Linked DNA regions of Homo sapiens: all the other regions are linked to region 1. Evidence: chromatin loops called from intact Hi-C (ENCODE). Cell type or tissue: Calu3. All regions are shown on one strand. Region 1 overlaps FGGY (FGGY carbohydrate kinase domain containing). Region 2 overlaps FGGY (FGGY carbohydrate kinase domain containing). Region 3 overlaps FGGY (FGGY carbohydrate kinase domain containing).

The links. A loop is a pair of places that touch in the nucleus more often than their neighbours do. Peaks named below come from ENCODE experiments on the same cell type or tissue, not always from the same donor. Only the 100,000 strongest peaks of a DNase experiment are listed, where the experiment ranks them.
Region 2: it touches region 1 in a loop (3-fold over the local background); 2 of 110 quality-filtered maps call a loop at or near these places.
Region 3: it touches region 1 in a loop (4-fold over the local background); 2 of 110 quality-filtered maps call a loop at or near these places.

What each region holds. Positions count from the first base shown.
Region 1 is chr1:59,675,523-59,683,522 of GRCh38, forward strand. All of the region lies in intron 14 of FGGY (FGGY carbohydrate kinase domain containing), which reads left to right. Among named protein-coding and RNA genes, the nearest start is that of MIR4711, 54 kb to the right of the region's middle. In Calu3, no CTCF peak of the experiment used is centred here; a DNase peak (open chromatin) is centred at 3,509.
Region 2 is chr1:59,552,172-59,560,171 of GRCh38, forward strand. FGGY (FGGY carbohydrate kinase domain containing) reads left to right here. Exons shown (of 16, transcript NM_018291.5): 8 at 1,953-2,056. Among named protein-coding and RNA genes, the nearest start is that of MIR4711, 180 kb to the right of the region's middle. In Calu3, no CTCF peak of the experiment used is centred here; a DNase peak (open chromatin) is centred at 4,980.
Region 3 is chr1:59,539,372-59,547,371 of GRCh38, forward strand. All of the region lies in intron 7 of FGGY (FGGY carbohydrate kinase domain containing), which reads left to right. Among named protein-coding and RNA genes, the nearest start is that of MIR4711, 190 kb to the right of the region's middle. In Calu3, no CTCF peak of the experiment used is centred here; no DNase peak of the experiment used is centred here.

The DNA.
Region 1 (8,000 bases):
TAAATCCACTCATGAATTCTTGTGGATTCTGAGTGAGTCTTTAAACAAAGGTGGTATAGTTCAGTTCTCGACTTTTTCTGGATAGTCTCGTCCTTTCTCAAAAATAGCACATGGAGATATTTGTTGTTGAAATATCAATGAATTGTCAATTATTATTTTAGTGTATCAGCTGACGGAGATGTTCTCACAATTAAATATCTTGCCCTTCCTGCGGCAAATTATAATAGTTAAAACAGGGGGGATGCTTACTAAGGTTCTGCAGAGGTTACCCTGTGTTGTGAACTGAATATTTGTATTCCTGCAAAATTTGCCCTGACCCTCAATGTGATGGTATATGGAGGTGGGTCTTTGGGAGCTAATTAGGGTTAGATGAAATCATGAGGGCAGGAGCCTAGTCTGATGGGTTATGATGGTCTGATGGGCCCTTATACAAAGACACCAGAGAGCTGGCTTGTTCTCTCTGCCATGTGAGGACACAGCAAGAAGTCCATTTCTATAGGCCAAAAGAGGGCTCCCACGAGACCCTGACATTGCTGGCACCCTGATCTCAGACTTTGAGCCTCCAGAACTGTGAGAACATAGATTTCTGTTGTTTACCCAGTCTATGGCATTTTGTTATAGTAGCCTGAGATAAGACACCTCATTTAATCTTGACAGTCATCCTGCTTGCAGGATGCGTGTTTTTATCCTTCTGTGATAGGAAGCCAAGCTTCAGAGATGTTTTAAGTAATTTGTCCAAGGCTACACAGAAAGGGCAGAAGCAGAATTGAAATGAAGGTCTCTCTGGGTCTATATCTTATCCTGTCATTCTTTTTCTAATTTGTTCGATTTGTTTTTTCTTTAAAAATATTTTCTGGCTTCTTAAGTGTTCAGTGGTGTATTTTCTGAAAAGAAATGCCATAGGTCACAAATCAGGAGATAGTCTGTAGCTCAAACAGAGAATAGCCTTTCAAGATGAGGCTGCTATACTAGATACATCATACCATGACTCATGGCTTCATTGATATCTTATTCAAAACTGGGATCTCCAGCTCCAAAGGAATTCCACTCACATCTTCCCCTAATGGGAAACTGAGCTTAATTCCACACTGACATCTTGACTACATGAGATTTGCTGTTAGTCTTCTGTAACAGAATCTAAGATATAGTAGATCAGATTTGGAACTGATGACTTGAGTAGCAGCTGCAAGGCTCACAGCATTGTAAAGACAAGCTCATGTCTCCTATTCAACCCAAGGATGTGTGTGCCTGTCCTGATCGTTTTCAGGAGACACAATCTAGTAAAGGGAGCCACCAGCTGAGAGAGTCCTGAGGTCTTATCTGTCATCACTTACCTGACAGACTCCCCATAGTCTGGAGCTCTGTGCTTGCTTTACTGTCCTCAGACGATGTCACTTGTTCTCTCTGGGTGCTTGTTTTATTTGTCTGTTTTATGTATTTTTTTTAATGTTTAAATAAGAATTGCCACCCATATGGGACTATCGAGATAAAGAGCCTTTGAAAGTTCCAGTGACCTCTCAGGTGTAATCAATATCATTAGAATGATAAAATATTTGGAACTGCTTTGGAAATGAAAATGCATGTAGACTTGGCGTCATTTGCTCCCCTCCAAAGAAGAGGGGCCAACCTTTGTGCCCCAGGTCTGAGGACCAGCTTCAGATTCTGGCAAGGTGAGGCAAAATTGAATTGCTTTCTTTCTGTGATTCATATTTTCAACCTGAACTTCAACACAGTCTTTTCTTTGAACTTCAGGGACCCTGGCTTGGTTTGCAGGGTACCTGCCTTCCCCTCCTTAAGAAAGTTGAGCAATTCCTGCCAGCACCTCAACTATTCCAGCAAGTCAGATGTTTTATCTTCTCATGGACCACACATCTGGTGGTTAGATGGAGGATTTCACTTCTTATCTAGATAGGCCAATTTTGGTAGACTCAACCAGAGTCACCTCCTTCAGATGCTGGGAAGGCTGGGAAGAATCCAGAGGACCCAGACAGTAGAGGTAGGAAAAACTTTTATGTGCTTGAGGAGACAGGGTTTTCATAGGCCCCTGAATGGATGATTTTCAGCCGGGGGTAGAGTCCTATACCTTTCTTGGGTGATACCAATGGATCCACAGCTGTAGATTTTACTTGTAGCTTTTGTAGACTCTGTGTATCTCAATTCTGGGAGAATTTTATCAGGGGAAGGGAGACTGGATGGAATATTCTGGTGGGCCCTTAATGAAAGATTGGCCAACAACAAGATCTATTGATATTGCAAATTTTGAAACATGCTGACAATTCCTAGCTTCCTTCTTTTGTTCTTTTATCCATTCAGATTCTCCTTCTCTTAGTTTGTCTCTGTCTCTCTTCCCTTGTCCTTTCCTGCTCTCTCTCTCCCTTTAGACATCTAAAGTCTTCTTACTATTTCTTTGTCAAATTCGGATCTCACAAAGGATACTGACATAGCCATTCGTTCATTCTAAAGAATACAATGACTAATACTATCTTAAAGAGTTGCCCCTCTTTAGAAAGGGTGTTTTCCTTTTAGTAGTTTTCAAAACTGTGTCTTTACTAAAGAGAACAGTCTCCTTGTGGACAAGTATTCTTGAAGGCAAATCATGATCAGCTTTATATCTGCGGTTTAATGAAAAATATGGAATCAAGCCACAGATATGCTGCTCTCACAGTAAAAATTTAGCTATTGAATAAGTGGGAGGGGACACAAAGAAGGCAGTTCACTTCCCCTCCCTTTACTCTTAGGAATGTGGAATCCCTGCAGTCTTGACCTCTGTGACCTTTCTACTTGATCCCTCCCCCATCATCAGTAGAGTACAAAATGATCCTCTGTAATTCTGAATATCTTGGAAAACAAATAATTATAATTAGAAGCTGAGAGTGTTCCATAACACTTCTCTAGGCTCCCAGGTCCTGGAAAATCAATAAACTGGAAAAAAACTAAGTTTATGAAATATCACTATGCTTACACTTTCTAAGCACAGACAGTTAAAAGATTCTAAGAAATACAAGGACAAATAAATAAAACAAGAAGCAGTTTCAAGTCGTTGTGAGAGAAAACTCAATCAAATGGCAAAGAGACAGCAACATGAAATGGCTCTCCACTTTCTGTTTCCTTCAGGCCCCCTGCAGATGTCATTAGCTTTCTGTAATTTCTTATCTTCAGGGGCAGTTTTTATTCAAGTCTATTTAGACAAAACAAGCTTTAATTCCAGCAGTGCTATTTGTCTTGAACCACCACCCCCCACCCTTGAAAAAAAGGAGTGGAGGAAGCATCTGAAGCAAAAATCAGTAAAAGGAGACAGTGACAAGAGATCAAAATGCATTCAGCAGTCATTTTAAGGGGAGTACCAGTGTAAAGAAAATAAGCCCTTGGAATCAGCCAATTAATCACAGACCTTCCTTCCTCCCACTGTGTGAGTGTTGCCACCCCTGTAAACCACTGACTCCATGCACTCTCACCATCAACTTTCCCTGTCACGTTCCAGACAGACTCCTGTGTCTTCAAGACCAATACATGTAAGTGGCCAGTTGAGAGCTGTGATTACTCACCCTTTCTGTAATGTGTGCCCACAAGATAAACCATCCATGCTGACCGCAGTGGTCTACCCTTGAGGTCATTCCTTGCAAACATCCTCATTGCTTAGCTGAAACCTCTACTTCTGTTCTTTTTCATGAAATTCACTTCATTTAGGGCCAGTTATACTCATCACCTGTTATGCATTTCAGAGCCTATGATTTTTGTATATAACATGTCTCCCATTCTATTTTATTTTGTAAGAGTCAACTTTCTGTGATTTTTTTTTTTAGCTCTATTTGGCTTTCTGTCACGATAAATAACAGTTTTGCTATTTGCAAAATAAAGCTGATTATCATTATTTTAGTTTCCAGAGGTTAGAAAAAACTGAAATACCGTAGATGTTCAGAAGTATGAAACCATCCCATTTCTCGGTGCATTCAATTTAGTTTACTTGCATTTTTTTCTTTGTCTGGAATACTAACATTTCATGTTCATTGGGGACAAAAATAAGAAAATTTAATTAAGATGAGTGAAAATATGAAAACATTGATCTTGTTATCCTAAAATAACCTATTTTAAATTATTTACTTATTAACTATTTAATATTATGGTTTCTATTCTCTTAGTCTTTTTGTACATATTTTAAAATCATTTTATACTTTTAAATTACAAAATGTATTATACAATGCATAAAGTTTTATCTTTTTAGACCTTTTTCCTATACTCAAAAATATGTAGTAAACTTCTTTATTTATCATTTTTGTAGGCTGCATAATTTTCTACCTAATAGAATATATTATAGCTTATTTCACCAGTCCTCCAGACTTGAATATTTAGGTTTTCTCCATTGTTTTAAAGAATGCTGCAACTGACATCTCTGTTACTAAATGTTTGCACACATCCTAAATTATCTCTATAAAATAAAATTAGAGGCATATAATTGTTCAGGCAAAAAGTGTGCCCAGCATTTAGGGTTCTGATACATAGTAATAATTTATACTCCCATCAGTAGTGTCTGAAAACTCAGGGTTTACATTTCTTGTATATAAGGAATCTCTTGCCATGGATTTTAGTTCCATTTTAGTTCTATTTAGCTTTCATCCCCAGGCCTCTTATAATCCTACTTATTTCACATATGGTCCTGATATTATCAGCTTTTTTTTTTAGTAGCCTTTTGCCCTTTGCTGCTTAAGCATGTGTTTCTGGATGAGATTCTGATTCCTAATTAAATAGATTCAGATTACTGATTGAATTTTCTGAGTATCCTGTCCCATATGTCAGTGTCCCTCAGAAAGTCAACAGAAAACTTTGGAATGGTATAATAATTAATAATTGAAAGAAGAATTCAATTAAGAATATGAAGTTGGCCCTAACATTCATTATTCTTATTGCCACACCTGGTTAACAATACATTCTTTTTTTTTTTTTTTAAGAGTTTTTTCGACCCCTCCAGAAAAAAAAAAAAAATAGAATAAAACAAAAATAGATCAGGTTCTGATTAATTATAAAACCTCTGGTTTCAATCCAGTTTGCAGAATGATACCATGGGTATAAAAGTCAAAACATTAGCTGAAAATTGTAATTTTTTAAGGAAATTATTTCAATATAAGATACACATCATTTGACTCTCTTGTTCCTTACAGAGTGATCCAAGAACAGGACCTGTTACTTTCCATCCATTGTCATTTCATAGACCCCTTGAAGCAACCCAGTGGTTGGTAGCAGCAATCTTTGTGCAGATGAGGACTCTGAAGCTCAGAAATGTTGTATAACTTGTTTAATACAAAGCCCACGCTCTTTGTATTCCATCAGACCATATCCTGTAGATACATATACATTGCTAGGGAAGTACACTATGGCAACTGAGACACCTCTCACAAGGTGGTATCGTTTATAAAAAATAGCATTATGTATTTGTCATCATTGCTTGGTTGAGTGTCCAACACAGAAATAAAAATAAGCAGGGTGCCCTCTTTGGCATGGAAATATTCTAATTCATTTCCCCAGAGAATGACCATACTCACCAGTATTATTTTGCTCTACTTGTTTGCTTTTAATCATAATATATGCCTGTTTACTTTTTGTAGCTATAAAAAGGTAGATAAAAGAAGCACTTTAGGTAGATATAAAAAGCACTTTAATTAAGAACATGAATTAAAAGATACTTCAATAATGAAGTACAATAGATTAAGGAATACTTTAATAGATTAAAATAACTTGAATTAAAAGATACTTAAATGCTATTGTTATTAACACAAAGGTTTAGGCTAACAAAACGCATTTTCCCAAATATCTCTCTCACCTCCCCCCACAATTTTTATTCAGGAATGTAAGAATTGGGCTTTTATAAAAGCAACCAAGGGCTAAACATCTACTAAGTTCTTAGAAACTTTGAAGGATTACAGAACTCTCTTTCTATAATAAGGTTTACCTGTTTGACTTGATTTTGTTCAAGATGGCATTTCATACTGGTGTAAACCTAAACAAAAATGTGTAAGATTTATCTCATAGAAAGACGTGCCTGTAAGTAATTAATTCCTCACTCTAATTACTATTTATGCCTTTACTTTTTATTGTAAACATTCTTGTTGGAATAAACTAGAAATAGGTTTTTTTTCTTTACACTAAAATAACTCATGAATAGCAATGAAATCCATGCTGTATAATATTCAAATGAGAGATCAGGAAAGACAAGGCTTTTAGTTAAATCAGTAATATTCTGTGATGGGGAAAATTGCCTTGAAAAATACACACACACACACACACACATGCACACACACACACACATACATACTACTAGAAAAAGTTTGAGGTTCGATTCAGAGTGTGGAAGGTACAGTGTCTTAAAAGAGTTTCAGTTGCAGCATTTAGGCAGATGATCAAGAATATGCAGAAGAAAACAAAAGAAATCATAATTATAGTTTCCTAACAGAGGTATTTGATCCTCTGCAGTGAACCATAAAAAACTAGCGTGGGATCAGAATCTTGAGTAGCATGTATTTAATTGTATGCATTTCAAAGAAATTTGAACATTTTAAAAAGTTACACCATATGAAAAATTGTATATAAAGACATTTTCTATAATATTATAATAATTTTACAAATGAGGAAACAGGGTTAGAGAGAGTAAGTGAGTTACCAAAGCCAATGGCTAGAAAGTGAGAGAGGCAGAATCCAAGTACTAGCCTGGGATTCCCAAACCAAAGACTGTTCAGCTCAGCCACAAGTGGAAATGGATTCTTATGGGGCTAAGTGATTACCATTACTTTAAAAACTAGTATCAGAAATAGATGACAAGAATTTAAATGTATATCAAAATATCCCTTTGGTAAATGTTAGTGTCCTCACAGGTAAACAGAGGGCACCCTCAAATTTGAGTAATTTGAGAGGGTTTAAAAGAGGGACTGTTTACAAAATTGCAGTCATAGAGACATAGAGAAATCACAGGGAGAATGTGACCCTCGGGTTTGTAACAGCTGGGCCTGTAGAGGCGAGGGAAAAGTGCAGTTACTGGATGCCCAGAACAGAGGGCTGTGTGGAGACTGCACAGTGACCCTGGAAGAAAAGGGCTGCACTGTTAACCCTATTCTCCCTCTCTCTAATCTCCTGCCTGCCTCACCATTGGCTGGAATCAGAATCAGAGAGCAAGGGAACCTGTTGATGTATTCTGTAGAAGGCCACATCTCTAAGCTCAGAGGAGGGTGGGAAGGAATCTTCAGAAGCACTTGGAGACATTCAACTGAGTCACCCACCCTGGACTATTCAGAGCGGTCTGCAGACTAGAGGGCAGTCTCTAAATGGTTTGTTCAGATTTGCTATGAAACAAGGAACTTGCATCAGAATGTAAATCAATTATGTCACCAAGTGTACTGTTTAGTTCAGCTGTCATTTTATTCATAGCAAGATGTTCTCAATGAAGGAACCGGTGTGCTGGCTTACATCCTGGGGCCAACTCCTTTCACCACAGATGGGCCCTTTGAATAGCACTAAACTAGATTCCTTGCTCTGTAGGTAATGATAAAAACGCTGGAATCCCTTTCCTTGTTTTGATTTTCCTACCTTAACTTCTGCTAAAGAGAAGAATAACGAGTATTTTTCTGTACCTACCCTGAGCCTGGCACTGTGCTAAGGTACTTTAGATGACATTTAATTCTTGCAAGTTAGATTATTCACTTCATCTTTACAGACAAGAAACAGGGCCAGAAAGTTTAAGTAATGTGCCTGTGGTCTAGCAAGTGAGAGAGCCAGCACTCAAATTCAGATCTTACTCCAAAGTCCATGCCCCTCACTGTTTGTAGGCTATCCCAGGACTGTGCTTAAAATTATCTGACATTAACACCAAGAAATAAAGCAGGGTTGTTGGGGGATTGCCTTATATGGAGACCTATGACTATGTTCTGTATACATATGCTATGCATGATTCCTGGGAATAGATAAAACCCAGCTCCCCCCAAATCAGATGGCACTGTTTGTGAATACGATGTTAC
Region 2 (8,000 bases), 120 kb before region 1:
CAACAGAGCCCGAGTGGTGGAGGGGAAGCAGCTGCTGCCTGGCACAGAAGAGAAGTAGATAGGCTCTTGCTTCCCCTTGCCTGCAGGGGTAGCCCCACAATACTGAGCAGAGCAGCGGACTTGATCTGAAAACACATAGGCCAAGGATTCTTGCAGGCTAAAGTCTCAGACTTCTATTGCCTGGTTGTGGATATGTAACTACTGTGATAACTAACACAGAAAGTTTGGAAGAGTCTTACTTCCCCCTGTTGCTAGACCTCTGAACAATAGCAGAGATTCACAGGTTGCTGTGCCCCAGAAGGTAGAATTTGGAAAAAGCAGTGGAAAACCCTCGAAAGCTGTAAGAGGCCTGTCTCTGGCCTTTTTCTCACATTACTTTCTAGCAAGTATCTGAGCAGCCAGTGCCTTCAGTATCTGGGGATTTGTGGTCTGATGAGACATTCCCACCCTGCCGTTTACCTGGCTAACTTCTGCAGAATTGAGTATAGACTGAACTTCCTTGGGCCCCTATAGGTGGGTTAGCTGCCTTTGTGGCCCCTCCTGTGATACACTGATTTCCCTGCACTGAAATACTCCATTTAGGCTTCCATCTCCTTCCCACCAGACTGTGAGCAGGGACTTGTCTTCTTCATCCTTGCATCCCCAAGCATTTGTACTCTTACTTCCTGTATTGAGCTAGCTACTGTGGTAGGTCCTGGGCTATGCATGTAAGTAAGAGTGCCAGCTACTAGCAACTTTTATTATAGAAGGGAGGCAGATGGGATATATGATGTTTTAAAATTACCCATGTCTTTTGTGCTAGGGAAGTCCATTGCATGAGACTATTTAACAGGGAGAATCGTCTGTCCTAGAGGGTCAGGGAAGCCCTATAATTAGGAGTCGGCCTGACAGCGAGGTTGGGGGAATGGCATTCCAGGCAGAGGGAAGAGCAAATGTGAAGGTCTTGAGGTGGGAAACAGCATTAAGGATTAGAGATTGAGAGCAAACGTGGCATTGCCTGGGAGCTGATGAGGTCAGCAGGACCTGTTCTCTCCTGTGTCCAAGTCTCTGCGTCCTGCCTGAGCACTTTCCACCCCCAGCTTTGTGTTGTAGTCCTGCAAGTCTGCGTGTTTGTGGCTTCCACATCACACCTAGTATATATCGTTTTGTGCATAGAAGGGGCTTATTGGATATTTGAACAAATGAATACAATTCCAGGCCCTAAAGAGTCTTTCTAGCTTTCTTGTCATATTTATAACTTTAGTTGCCCTGCAAGTATCAAGGAATACGAGCTCTATGGGGAAGAAGCCTGAATTTATACCATTTATGGGAAACCCTCTGCTATTTGGCATTCTGTTACTAGGAACTCGCTCTCAGTCATTCTCTCCTTCACAATTGGAGTTCTGCGATAAGTAGTAGTAAGAATGGTGACCTAGGGATGCCAGAAAGATTCAGTCATCAGACCATCCTTTGCTTTTGCTTCTTTGGGACTGAGATGTGATGTGTTAAACCAGATTCCATTTGGCTCCGCTCCTTCTTAGCAGTGACCTTGGGCAAGTCAGTTAACCTCTGCAGACCTTAGTTTCTCCTCTGATGTCTAACATTAATAATATCTATGATAGTGTTAAAATGAGACCATGTATGCAAATATGTAGCATAGTGCCTGGTATTTAGTGAGCAGAAAATAACTGATAGCTGCTGCTTTTATTATGACAATCACAATTACTGCCATTATTATAACGTTGGGTGCCATACATTGACCAGAACAAAGCAAAATCTGAGCAGGCTTCCGAGGTTTCCTATGCAGGCAAGTATGCCCTTTGGGTTTCTCCTTGAGACTGCCCTACACACAGGACCCTTCCTCCATGTTGTTTGACTATTAAAAAGAAGATTTGTTAATGCTTGTTTTTAGCTTTCTCTCCCTCTTTTTTTATGTGTTAAAGAGGATTTGTTTTTGTTTTCCTTTCTCACAGGAGTGATTGGGGCAGATGTGAGAGGGCACGGCCTCATCTGTGAGGGGCAGCCAGTGACGTCACGGCTGGCTGTCATCTGTGGAACGTCTTCTTGTCACATGGGGGTGAGTCCACTGAGCACAAAGGCAAGGCCACCACACAGCAGGAGGTAGCCTGGAAGGAGACCCTGAGTGCTGGCTTCTTCACCCTTTCACTTCTTTCCTCTTTTCCCTGCCTGCCCCTTGTGCTTTGTCTAGCCAGAAGCCCAGCTCCCCACTCTACCTCCCTTGCTTAACATTTGCTGGATCTTTTTCCAGGGGCCAAATTCTTAGTAAGCATGAAAAGGATTGAGTGCTCCCTTTGACGTCACCCTGGCCAGAGAGCCCAGGCATGAATGGTGACATCTGATCCTAAGGTGACAAAGTCTAGCTCCCCCAGACTGATCTGTCCCTAATGGGTAGCGGGGTCTTCTCGGCAAAGAGTGTCTGTTTTCCTTGGCCAGGGAACTCTCTCTCAATCAATATAAATCCATCTCCCTGGGAGCGTCCTGATGATCTATAGAATTAGCCTGCGTATCATGACTTCAAAAGAACACTGATAAGCAATTTTCACTTTGTTAATTTTTCTCCATGAATTAGTGAAAAGGCTTTCTCCAAGATTGCAGTTAAAATTTAGTGCCTGCCCTAAAATTTATATCTTCTTTAAATGCATGAGTCTGAAAGCATTCCATTCCGATAAGTACCCATTTCTACCATATTTTTATTTAAAAGTCATTACTCTGTTAAACTTAAATCGACGACTCTTTGGAATTTTCCCAGATAAGTATAATAGAGGGCAGAGTGGGGGAGGAGCAGGGAGATGAGCAGAGATTAGAGCGGGACACAGCCCAGGGCAGAACCAAAGCAGCTATGGAGGAAATTAAGTGGGATGTGAGACTGTTTTGCAACTGTAGGGACCCCTGAGCCTTTTTACCATCAGATATTCTAGTTCAGTTGATATAAATACATGTACTTACTTATCAATCCCTGCTCTTGTGCTAAACTGTGGATATAAGAATGACATCGGCTCAGTGGGATGAGATGAAGTTATAACAGGTATTAGAATATAATGTGAGGCCCCCCAATGTAGATACAAATTGAACTCATGATACTAAGCATCTGTTATGTGCCAAGCAATATGCGAGGTATTCTTGCACATGGCATCCCATTTTCTATGGCTGAGGGAGCCAGCCCGAGTGGTTTCCAGTCCCACTTCCTCAGTTTACTAAGTGTGGGCCTTTGGGCAAGGTACTTAAACTCTCTGGGTCCCAGATTCCTCATCTACAATATGTAGAGAGTGACAGCACCTGTCAGAGTGCTGCAAGAATTAAATGAGGTGATACTAAGTGCTCCACATGCAGTAAGCACATCACAAGGGCTCACTCTTAATCACTAGGACTGTTGTTGTTACTGAGCAGAAAGCAAACAGTGGCTGACTCTGCCTGGGAGGGTGCAGGGTGATAGAATCTTCTTGAGGTGACATTTGTGCTGGACTTTAAGGAAATAGATTTCCTTCTGTTTGGGCTCTGGGCAGTCTTGAATGGAATTTTTCTAAGTTTAAAAATTGCAGCATATTTGGCCAGACACAGTGGCTCACGCCTGTAATCCCAGCACTTTGGGAGGCCGAGGTGGGTGGATCACCTGAGGTCAAGAGTTCAAGACCAGCCTGGCCAACATGGTGAAACCCCGTCTCTACTACAAATACAAAAAATTAGCCGGGCGTGGTGGCAGGCACCTGTAATTCCAGCTGCTTGGGAGGCTGAGGCAGGAGAATTGCTTGAACCCAGAAGGCAGAGGTTGCAGCAAGCCGAGATAGTGCCATTGCACTCCAGCCTGGGCAACAAGAGCGACACTCCATCTCAAAAATAATAATAATAATTTCAGCATATTTCTTCTGCTCAGCAGCCCTTTTGTAAGGCTCAGCTGTCCCTGAAGGGAGAGATCTGCAGAGGCCTGAGGCCTCTTTAAGCCAGAAGGCACCAGCCCAGGAGCCAGCCCTTCTTTCCCTTGATATGAGTCTACACTTGTTAGATTGTCTTCACTGAATACTGATTTAATCCTGTTTAAATTATCTCTTATTTTCACAGGGATACATCTAATCAGGCTTCTCCTGGGAGATCTGAATCTCAGGCATTTTTACCCCACTCAATTCAGATTTCTGAACAGAAGCAAATCTAAATGGATGCAAGTGTCTCTGTGATGGCCTGCTTCTTAGTCTTACTGTCTCTTAATGGAGATGAGGCTGGCTTTCCCTACCCATTTAATGTACACATTTGGGACCTAAAGCGTAGAAAAGTCCAGTAATTTTCCCAAAGTCACAAAGCTTTGAAGTTCTTGAGCTAAGAACTGAAATCTAACTCTGATTCCAAAGCTCATACTCCTCCTTGCCTCCCTGAATTGTGCATGAAGATGATGTACCCATAGAGGAATGGTGAGAACATGGGCTTTTACATTGTCCAGAGGCAAGCTTGAACATCTGCTCATGCATGTTTTGGCCCTCTGACCTGAGTGAGCTACTTAACTTCTCTAAGCTTCAGATTCTTCATCCATCAAATTGGGGATAATGATGCCAGTCTCACAGGGTTGTTGAGTAACATGCATTATGTAGGTTTGTACCTAGCACACAGCAGACACTCAAAAATGGTGGAGATTGTTATTAAACTTTCCTAGTGATGTAAACGGCTCACATGAAGCAACTGTTTGGGCTTTAACGAGTTTGATGGGCAGCTGCAGTTGGTTGCGATGAATGAGGGCCATAAAAGGCCAGTTTATGATGGCTGTGTTGTGCTGGAAATAAAGTCCCCACCCCCATCCTGCTTTGTACTTGGGAGTGGGAAGGGACCCTCTGGGCCAAGGGGATTAATCATCAGCTTTAATGTTATGTCATGAGGGTGAGACTGTGGTCATGCTGGCATGGGAAAGTGCCTTTGATCTCCTCAGGTGCTGGGAACCCAGCAACAATAACACCTTTGTGAGGTCTAGGAGAGGTGCAGGTCTGAGGAAACACTCCCAGGGAGACTCAAGGACCCCCTTTGTTGTGGTTCTGGCAAATAAAACCGCCACTGTGAGGAAAAATTAACCAAACAGAACACAGGGACCAAAGGGTGATGCGGGCTTTTCAAAAAGTGGTTTTCAGCATGATCTGAAGGATCCTCTTTCTTCCTGTCTGCTTACTTCTGATGTTTCCAATTTAGTAGATTGAGACAAAATTCCCAGGAACGTTTTGTGCTTGATCCAGGTTGCCTCTTTCTAGATCACCCAAAAAGAATAAATGAATGAACGAATGACCACATAAGTGAGTATTGGTAAATACTTAGAAGCTTCGTACCTCCAGGTTCCTGTTGCTTCCAGGAATCTGGAGAAAAAGCCTGAGGTTGAACATAAGACATGTTAATAAGGCCTTTGATATTTTAGAAGATACAAGCATGGGCTGCACATTTATCTTCCTTGTGGGTGATTTAATTAACAGGGGAAAAATGCCATTCTTTTTTTAACTCCATGAAAGCAGAGCTGCTTGTTCAGAGTTAATTACTACCAAGTCACCAAAACCCCAGATAATACACAGCAGGGGTTAGCCAGAGGTTGAAAAGTCATGGGGTAAGATGGAGCTGATCCTTGCCATTGTACTGACATCCTTTTCTTGAGCTGTCAGGTTGGGTTGTAACTTGGCAACTTGTCTTCCAGTTAGCATGTCAGATGGGGACAGGACCCTGGGGGGGTCGGGGTAGGGAGAAACACTGAGGAGGTAAGATTTGAGCAGAACAATACCTGAAGAGAGCTGGGAACTACATCTGCATCTTAAATCGCTCAGAACTGAAGTTTTTTCAGTCTTAATATTGAGATAGTGGTTCTCTATCATTGAAGGGATGTGGAGACTCAAAGACATAGGCTCATACGCTGCCCCCACCACTTACTGTGTGAATTTAGGCAGGATGCTTCATCTTTCAGTGCCTCAGTTTCTGCATCTGTTAAATGTGAGTGATAGTATTTACCCATAAAGTTTTGTTCAGGTTCAAATTAGGCCATCTTTGTAAATGACTTGGCACTGTACCTGGCACAAAATACCAAATATGATATTGTTATTAAAAATGAGTTGTTAATCACATGAACAATCCATGTGGTTATGGACTAGAATTAGAGACATCAGTATGAACTCATATTGGGGGAACCCACCCCCAATATTTCAACGTAGGTTCTTTCTATTTTCCGTAAGTGTCAGCCGGCTGAGAAATAAAGAGAAAGAGTACAACGAGAGGAATTTTACAGCTGGGCTGCTGGGGGTGACATCACATATCAGTAGGACCATGATGCCCACCTGAGCCTTAAATCCAGCAAGTTTTATTAAGGATTTCAAAAGGGGAGGGGGTGCAAGAACAGGGAGTAGGTCACAAGATCACATGCTTCAAAGGCAAAAAGGAGAACAGAGATCACATACTTCTGAGGAAACAGTACAAGGGCAAATTCAGAACTACTGATAAGTGTCTATGTTCAGCTGTGCATGTATTGTCTTGATAAACATCTTAAACAACAGAAAACAGGGTTCAAGAGCAGAGAACCGATCTGACCTCAAATTTACCAGGGTGGGTTTTTTCCCCACCCTAATAAGCCTAGGGTACTGCAGGAGACCAGGGCATATTTCAGTCCTTATCTCAACCTCATAAGACAGACACTCCCAGAGTGGCTTTTATAGACCTCCCCCCAGGAATGCATTCCTTCCCCAGGGTATTAATTATTAATATTCTTTGCTGGGAAAATAATTTAGCGATATCTTCCCTACCTGCACATCTGTTTTAGGCTGTCTGCAAGAAGAAAAATATGGCTCTTTTTGCCCGACCCCACAGGCAGTCAGACCTTATGGTTGTCTTCCTATGTTCCCTAAAATCACTGTTATTCTGTTCTTTTTCCAGGTGCACTGATTTCATATTGTTCAAACACACATCTTTTACAATCAATTTGTACAGTTAACACAATAGTGGTCCTGAGGTGAAGTACATTCTCAGCTTATGAAGATAACAGGGTTAAGAGATTAAAGTAAAGACAGGCATAAGAAATTATTAAAGTATTAATTTTGGGAACTGATAAATGTCCATATTAAAATGAAATCTTCACAATTTATGTTCAGAGATTGAAGTAAAGATTGGCGTAAGAAATTATAAAAGTATTATTTGGGAACTGATATATGTCCATATTAAAATGAAATCTTCACAATTTATGTTCCTCTGCTGCAGCTCCAGCCAGTCCCACTGTTTGAGGTCCCTGACTTCCTGAAACAAACTCATATTTAGTTTAACATAGATGCAGATGGATGCATATAGAAATAGTTATGGATATATATACATATACAGGTTAGTAAACACATATTTATTTCCTGGCTCTGTTAGCTGAGATGGTCTAGAAATAAGGATACCTCAAGAGCTAGTTTTTACAAGCACATAGTGTCCAGATCATGGTATCTAATACCATTATCCAATACAAAGAACCAGGACTCCTTGGAGAAATAGTTGATTTTAGGATTGGAATAGGAAATATACAAGATGAGCTTGGAGCATTTGCAGTGCCAGAAAGTTAGGAAGTTCTCAACAAAAAAGATGAGAATATGTCACAGGGAGCCAACTGTGGGAGCTCCCACTAGCCAAAACTGGAACAATTTAAGCAGTAAAATGAAGTATTATGAATTATAACTCAAAGTATAACATAAATATCCATAAGACCATACTGACATAAATTATTTTGAATAAATAAATCAATGAAAAGAAGAGAGACATCTCCCATGCAGAAAGATTCCAAATAATTTATATAAATGTTCCACCATCAAGGAGGTGGAGCATAACTTTCCACTCCTTAAGTGTGGGCTGCACATAGCGATTTCCTTCCACAAAATATGGTATGGAAAACGGGGGAAGAGTAATTTTACATTGGAGAAATATGAGAAACAGCATCCACGTGACAAGGTCAACATCAACAATGATAAGTCATGTTGATAGTACGTACCCTTGATATGATGTAATGAAAATGACACTTTGTCTCTGTT
Region 3 (8,000 bases), 140 kb before region 1:
CGAAGTAATTAAGAATGGTATTGAGGGAAGGACAGACAACCCAGAGGAAAACAGATTAAGGAGCCCAGAAACAAACTCACACATGTATGGACAGTTAATTTGTGGCAAAGATGCCGTTGCCAGAGCTGTAAGGAAGCAATGTATTTTTCAGTGAAATAGTACCCTGCCGATTGGTTATCACTATGGCAGAAATTGAATTTTGGCCCTTCTCCTTATACTATGCATACAAATACATTCCAAACAGATTAAAAACTTAAGTATGAAATTTAAAAAAATAAAGTTCCTAAAAGACAAGGTCTTCATGACTTTGAGATAGACAATTTTCCTAAATAGGACATTAATGTAAGTACAACCATAAAGAAAAGGATTGGTAAATAAGACTATGTTAAAATAAGAAACTTCTTTTCATCAAAAGCTTCCATTAAAAGAGTGAAAATGCAAGCCACAAAGTGGAAGGAAATAGTTGCAATGCATATAACAAAAGATGTGTATCCAGAGTATGTAAAGAATGTCTACACATTAATGAGAAAAGAACAATTATTTTGACAGAACAATGGTTAAATGTGTATAAATGTGTGCATATATACATTTGAGCAGCTTTGCAGAAAAGAGGATATACAAATGGACAATAAGATACGAAAAATTGTCCAGCCTTGTTAGTCATTAGGAAAGTCCAAATTAAAACCATACTATGATATCACTACACACCCTGCAGGTTGGCTAAAATCAAACGGTTTGATAATGCCAAGTATTGATGGGGATATCAAACACCTGAAATGCTCAAGCATTGATGTGGAAATATGACCACACTTTGGGAAAGAGTTTGGCAGTATCATGATAGGCTATGATTCAGCAGTCCTATTCTTAGACATATATCCAACAGAAATGTGTACCAGAAAAAATACGTATATAGTAATACATGTAAAACCATTATTTGCAATAGGCAAAAACTGCAAACCCCCAGTTCCCATCAATAATAGAATTCATCAATGTTTGGTATATTCGTGGAGTAAAGGATTTTATGGCAACAAAAATGTACAAAATATTGCTACATGCAGCAGTGTGGTTGAATCTCACAAACATGGGTGACTGAAGCTGGCACAAAGAAAATACACCGAATGGTTTAAAAATTAAGCAAATCCTGTGGTGTAGACATCTGGACAGTGGTTATCTCTGGCAAGGCATGGTATTTGGAAAAGGACATGAGGTTTATTTCTTGATCTGGATAGGTGTGTTTACTTTGTAAGACTCCACTAAATTCTATACTTAAAATCTGTAGCTTTTTAATGTAGGTTATACTTCATTGATAAGGTTTATTAAAAATATCAAAGGCTCTGGGCCGCCCTGTGCTAGGCACTGGGAATGCAGACATGAGTATGAAATAACCTGGCTCTGAAGAACGGAGAGGAGGAGGTGAGTGGTAATTAATAAACAATTAGAGAAGGAGTTTGTTAGAAGTGAAGTCAGGGTGTGTCACTTTATATGTCAGCACACAAAGGAGCAACTCCCAACTCAACACACTTCCTGCCTGTATTAGGTGCTTCATAAATGTTAAATTCTACTCCCACCTTGCTATACTCATAATCATGAGTAATCAAGTAAGGGAAAAATTATGTTATGAATCCTCTTTTTTAGTGCACAATCCATGTTAGTGATAGTGGTGGCAAGTAGGCTTTTTTATTTGTCTGTTTGTTTGTTTGTTTTTTGATGTCTTTAACAGTGAGCCTTCCTCAAACAATGTATTAGATAGAATTGCAACTTCCTCAGCTGAAATTATTTCATCAGTGATTACTTTCTCCATGGAATGTTAATACATTGAGTTTCTCTTGTATATATAACCAGGGATTCTGAGCCTCTTTCATCTCTGCCTTGGGCCACACAGCCCCATAGAAAGATGATGGAAGGGAGAAGAAGGGAAGAACACCTGCCAGCCTGCCAGAATTTCGGCTATAGATTGGCAAGCAGACAGCTGAATGGAGGGAGGATATGGACAATGAAAAGGACCATCTAACTTGAGGGCACAGTGCCCACCGACAGCACAGCAGGTGCTGCCAGGCCTGTACAGAGCTGGAAATCCTGGCAAGATGGTAGCTGCTCCATCTTGTCTGGCCTAGTTACTGCCTCTGGCCCATGCTGAAGGGAGTCTGGGGAGTTACCATTCCAAAGAACTCACAAGAAAACAGAACTGACTTGGATATATTCCAGGTTTGCCTAGTGGTACTTCAAAATGGTAGATTGAATGTTATTTTAAAAGTCATTTTAAAATTATTTCCTTTGAAATACAGAATTTAATAGGAGAAAAATCAGAAGGAGAATGAAAAATAATATGGATATGCAGAATATATCCGAAAGAAATGTGTACTTCAATGTACCAAAAATATGTACAGGGATACAGATAACACCATTTCAACAGCTTAATGGTTAGAAAGAAGTATGATTTCTGGAGCCAGACTACCTAAGTTTATATTCCATGCTGTCACCTACTGTCTTTGTGATCATGTGTCAGTTACTGAACGTGCTGAGTCTAAATATTTCATCTCCAAAATGGGCATCATCATAGCAGTTGTAAGAATTAAATAAGTTAATTTACCTAAAACACTCAAAACAGCACCTGTCCTGCGTAAATACTACACAACTACTAGCTGCTGCTGATGATAACAGCTAAGCCATTTTTGTGGCTGAGAGTCAGCAGCCACAGCCAGGGTGGAGGAGATCCTTGTAATCATAAGGTCAGAGGAAAGAGGGCCTCAGTAAAGAAGGCTTCTTAGGCCCATACAGCGGGAATTACTTCTTGCCAAAAGGCTTGTTTGTCCTCTCTTGAAGCCATGATTAGTCTGCCTCTGCCATGTCGTTGGCTCCTCAGGAGATTACAAGCTCTCTGAGGACAGAGATTACATTTTTTTTCAAGTATTATTTCCCCAGCAGTGCTGAGCACAGTACCTGATGTAAAGTTGTGCTCTGTAAATGTTTACTGAATTGAATCCTTCTAAACAGAGGAGGGAGATACTATTAATCAGGGCTGAACGTGTGACAGCACTGTTCTTTCAAGCCAAGACTATATGTATGTTCTTTACTTTTTTTTTTTTTTTTTTTTTTTTTTTTTTTGAGATGGAGTTTCACTCTTGTTGCCCAGGCTGGAGTGCGATGGCACGATCTTGGCTCACTGCAACCTCCGCCTCCCGGGTTCAAGCATTTCTGTCTCAGCGTCCCGAGTACCTGGGATTACAGGCATGCACCACCACGCCCGGCTAATTTTGTATTTTTAGTAGAGATGGGGTTTCTCCATGTTGGTCAGGCTGGTCTCGAGCTCCCAATCTCAGGTGATCTGCCTGCCTTGGCCTCCCAAAGTGCCGGGATTACAGGCATGAGCCAACACACCTGGCTTTTTTTACTTTTAAATCATCATTTCCCTTTTAGAGATGGGATGTCAGAGGCCCAAAAAACTCAGTTCATTTGCGTGAGGTCATGTAAATGGTGATATCTGGAAGTGTCTCCCTCAAAGTCAGTGCCCTCCCTCACAGGCACTCATTCCCTAAGGCACCTAGGATGGGCACAGAGAAAGGAGAACCAAGCTTGGCTGGGGCTGCTGTCCAGAGAAGGTGGGCAGGTGTCAAGAGCAGGTGCAGAGGTGGAGAGGAGAGCTAAATCTTGTCCTCAGTAGAAGCAGAGATGTCATTTCAACTGCAGGTTTTGAAAAATGTCAGTGCATACTTCATGAGATTTTCTGAATTCATTTTTACTCTCATCTTCTACACTATTTATCTAAGCTGTTGTTCTCTTTGAAACTATGTCAGCCACATGTCATTCATTGTGCCACAACCCTGGGCTTTTTATCCTGCTTAGGGTTTTGTTTTGTTTTGCTTGTTTTTTCTCCCCAGCTGCTCTGCCTATCACTTAATTCTCTGAGCCCTCTGGCCTGAGTCTTATCCGGTGGTGTGGGTCACCTTACAATCCCGTTTCTAGTCTCCTGGGAGTAGTGGTGGCAGGCGAGGGATAGAATCAACATCCAGGTTCAGAATCTATTTGTCTTTTTTGGTCTTATTGTCCGAAGCTTGAGTCAAGGATAAATTAATCAGTCTAGAGGTGGGAGAGCCCTCTAACCCTCCCCAGGGAAAATCCTAGCCTTTATAGAAACTTGGCCTGGTTTTGGCTCTCAGATTTAATTCCAAGCTGTGAAGAATCTGTCAATGTTCAACTAACCCTGACAAAACCTTTGGAAGTTTCTGTTGCAACCGAAACTCTTATCACAGGAGGTGGTACTGAGCTTGGCATCAGAGGTTGGAGAGAGAAGAGAGCTAGCCTGCTAATTAATATTTTTTTTCCTTAAATTTCAGGCTTTTTTTTTTAGTTTAAATGTTCTAAAGAACCTGTCCTGTCACTTCCCATCTGTTTCCTGGTGTTTTCCTCAAGCATCTCACTGGTTTGTTTTATGTTTTTGAGGGGATTATCTGGGGTGCTGATTACTTTCCCTACCTTCAAGGAGCCTTTGAATAATTTTATAAATGAGACCATTTGTCTAGGGGCAAGAGAAGGTTGCTGAAGGCAACCTAGTCCTGCTTTCTCCCAAGAGAAATTGTACACTAACATTTGTTTAGTAGTGCCTATATCCCAAGTACAAGGCTCTTGCCTTATACCTAGGATGAGCAACTATTCCAGTTTGCCCCAAGATAAGCTGGGGGGTTTCCTTGGGTCCTGGACCTTAAATAGAGTGTAGACGAGGAGAGTTATCTTTTCTTCTGTCTATCCTAGGTTCATAGCTGGGGCCCTTTTAACAAAAGATAGATTAACAAGAGAGAAGCATACACATTTATGTAATATGTTTTATGTGATATGGGAGGTATCATACAGAAATGTAGACCCAGAGGAACAGTTAAACATGAGTATTTTTATGTTAGGCTTGATGAAGAGTAGACAGACATGGAAAAATATGATAGGGCAAGAAGGGCATGATTTAATGGTAATAAACTGGGGAACTTAGCAAAGCCTGTTAGTGCAGTTTCATCCGTGTGATCCTTCATCTCCAGATACAAGGATGGTGCTTTCCTTTGAGTACAGGGAGGGCACCTCTCACATGAGGGTCTTATGACCTGCTTCAGGGGACAGTCAGAAAATCCTAGGTTTAATGACCTGCTTTAGGGGAGAATGGTGGGGGAAAGGTAAGAGTGACCTCTATGCCTCTATGATTTTCTCAGATACCTTCAGCTTAAACTATTCAAAATACTAACATGCCATATTTTGGGATAGCATGTCCTGAACCCCATCAAGTGCAGATACCAGGAAAAATGACCCTGTAAAGGAAATGCCATTATTTCCACCTTACAAGTGAGAAAAGTGAGTTTCGAAGAGGTGTGTTCACTTACAGAAGTTTGCACAGGAAACTGGTGGTGAGAAAGAATCAAATATACATCTGTCAGACTTCAGACCCAGAACTTTACACTAACCAACTTCTTCAGAATGCAGAGTTCCATCTCCTTCAGACTGTGTAGCTCAACAGTTTTGTACCATCTGGCTATTTTTCTCTACTGTGTATTTGACTTTGTCTCTTTTGTCTCAGGGTGTACTTGAAAGCCTTTACCTCCCCATCTTCCTTCCCTGATGGCTGATATACTTCTGCCTCACCTGCTTTAGGAGCCCCTGCCTCCAACCATCCAAACTAGGTCAGGGGCTGGGGCTCCTTCCTTCTGTTAGACTATTCAGATCTGAGTCACTGGTCATTCGCATAGTGTCTTATAAATGTCTGCCTGTGTATTTTTCCACCACTGCTAGACTGGGATCTTGTAGAATACAAGGAAACAACTTTCATCTTTAGATTTCTAGCACCCAGCATAGTTCCTGGCTTATAATTGGGGATCAGTAAATAGCTGTTGAATTAATCAATTTATAAATTTTCAGGAAGCATTTGTGTGCCTTCGAGTCACAGTATTTGATCTATTTAAGGACTTATTCCATAAGATGCATTTGTGATGCTTAGGCCAGTTCTCTTAATTTTTTTTTCTATTTTTAATTTTTACAAAGTAATTTTTGTGAGTTAACTTGGCTGTTTGGATTAGATTTCAACCTGATACTTTACCATGCCTAATGTCTGAGAATGAGAAATTGTCTTTTCTGAAGTCATAGATGATAATGTCCAAGTAATCTAGAGGCTGTGTTGAAGTTAGGAAGAAAGGAATTTCTGACATCAAGTTTTTGCTTTGTCTTCACTGTGGATTTTTCTAGTTTTCTCTAAGTCTCAAATTTCCAAGCTATACATATTAGCCTACCTTTGAGATTTGATCTTTCTGGGTAGGAAGGAGAAACAGGAGTGAGACCCAGTTATCAGAAGGTCTGTTCTTTGTTCTCTCCACTCCTCGCAATACAACCAGCCTCTTGAATTGGTTTCTGATTGCTCTAAGTCATGGAGGAGTGTGGCATGAAGACAGAAATGATGAATGCCATCCCAAGTTAAACTGCAGTATGCATGGTGCTACATGTAATTGTGGCTTTTCATGAAATAAGCAGATTTTGGTTTATTCTTAATGTTTAAAATGCTAGCCTGGGTTATACCTACTACCTGGTACCTCATTTTCCTTATTCCTTTGGGCCCGCAATTATTTTGTCATCAGTTGTATAGTCAAGGACAGAAAACAGATGTTCCAATCAATCTAAGTAAACCCAAATAACTCTGGCAAAGCACACACCGTGCTGAAATCAAATGAACTGTTATGCCAAGCCTTGCTATTAACACCAAAGATTGGAAGTTGTTGGTAGTAACATCAAAAATGGTGAAAATATATTGAGTAAACTGTCCCAGACATTGTTCCCCTCAGTTAATCTCCATGATAGCCCTATAAGCCACATTCTATCATCATTCCAATTTTATAGATCAGGAGACTGAGACATAGGAAACTTAAGTGATTTGACCTACTTGCCAGACTTGAAACCAAGCAGTCGAGTTCCAGTGCCCTTGCTTTGAACCATTACGCCCTAACTAGTTCATATATCTAGTAAATGTCTGTTTACATCTCATGTAGAAAAAGACCTTCCCTATTATCTTGCTCTGCAGAGGGTGGGAGGGTTGGGGTGGGGAGGGGGCAGTGGCAGTGTCAAGGTGTGTAAAATTTCTCTGTTGACTTAAAGCATAGGATGATGATGATGATGATGATGATGATGATGATGATGATGATGATTATTATTATTATTATTTGAGACGGAGTCTGGCTCTGTTTCCCAGTGCAATGGCGCGATCTCGGCTCACTGCAATCTCCGGCTCAGTGCAAGCTCTGCTTCCCAGGTTCACGCCATTCTCCTGCCTCAGCCTCCCAAGTAGCTGGGACTATAGGTGCCGCCACCACGCCCGGCTAATTTTTTGTATTTTTAGTAGAGACAGGGTTTCACTGTGTTAGCCAGGATGGTCTCGATCTCCTGACCTCGTGATCCACCCTCCTTGGCCTCCCAAAGTGCTGGGATTACAGGCGTGAGCTACCACACCCAGTGCAGTAAAAGTAAACCTACTTTAGGATTTAGTTGGGGTAAGTTCTAGACCACATTTCTTTCAAGGTCAAAGCAATACTTCATGAAACATTGGGATTACCTTTTTGACTTTTTTTTTTTTTTTTTTTTGAGATGGAGTCTCGCTCTGTGGCCCAGGCTTGAATGCAGTGGCGCGATCTCGATTCACTGCATCCTCCACCTCCTGCATTCAAGCAATTCTCCTGCCTCAGCCCCCTGAGCAGCTTGGACTACAGGCGCGTGCCACCATGCCTAGCTAATTTTTATATTTGTAGTAAAGACGGGGTTTCACCATATTAGCCAGGCTGGTCTTGAACTCCTGACCTCATGATCCACCTGCCTCGGCCTCCCAAAGTGCTGAGATTACGGGCATAAGCCACCATGCCCGGCCACCTTTTTGACTGTTTTACTCCCCTTCATTTGCTAGGCTTGAGGTTAACCCTTTGGGTTTGCTTTAGTGGCATTTTGACAGTAAGTCCTGAAAGAGATCTGAGTTCAGCTATCCTATTGTC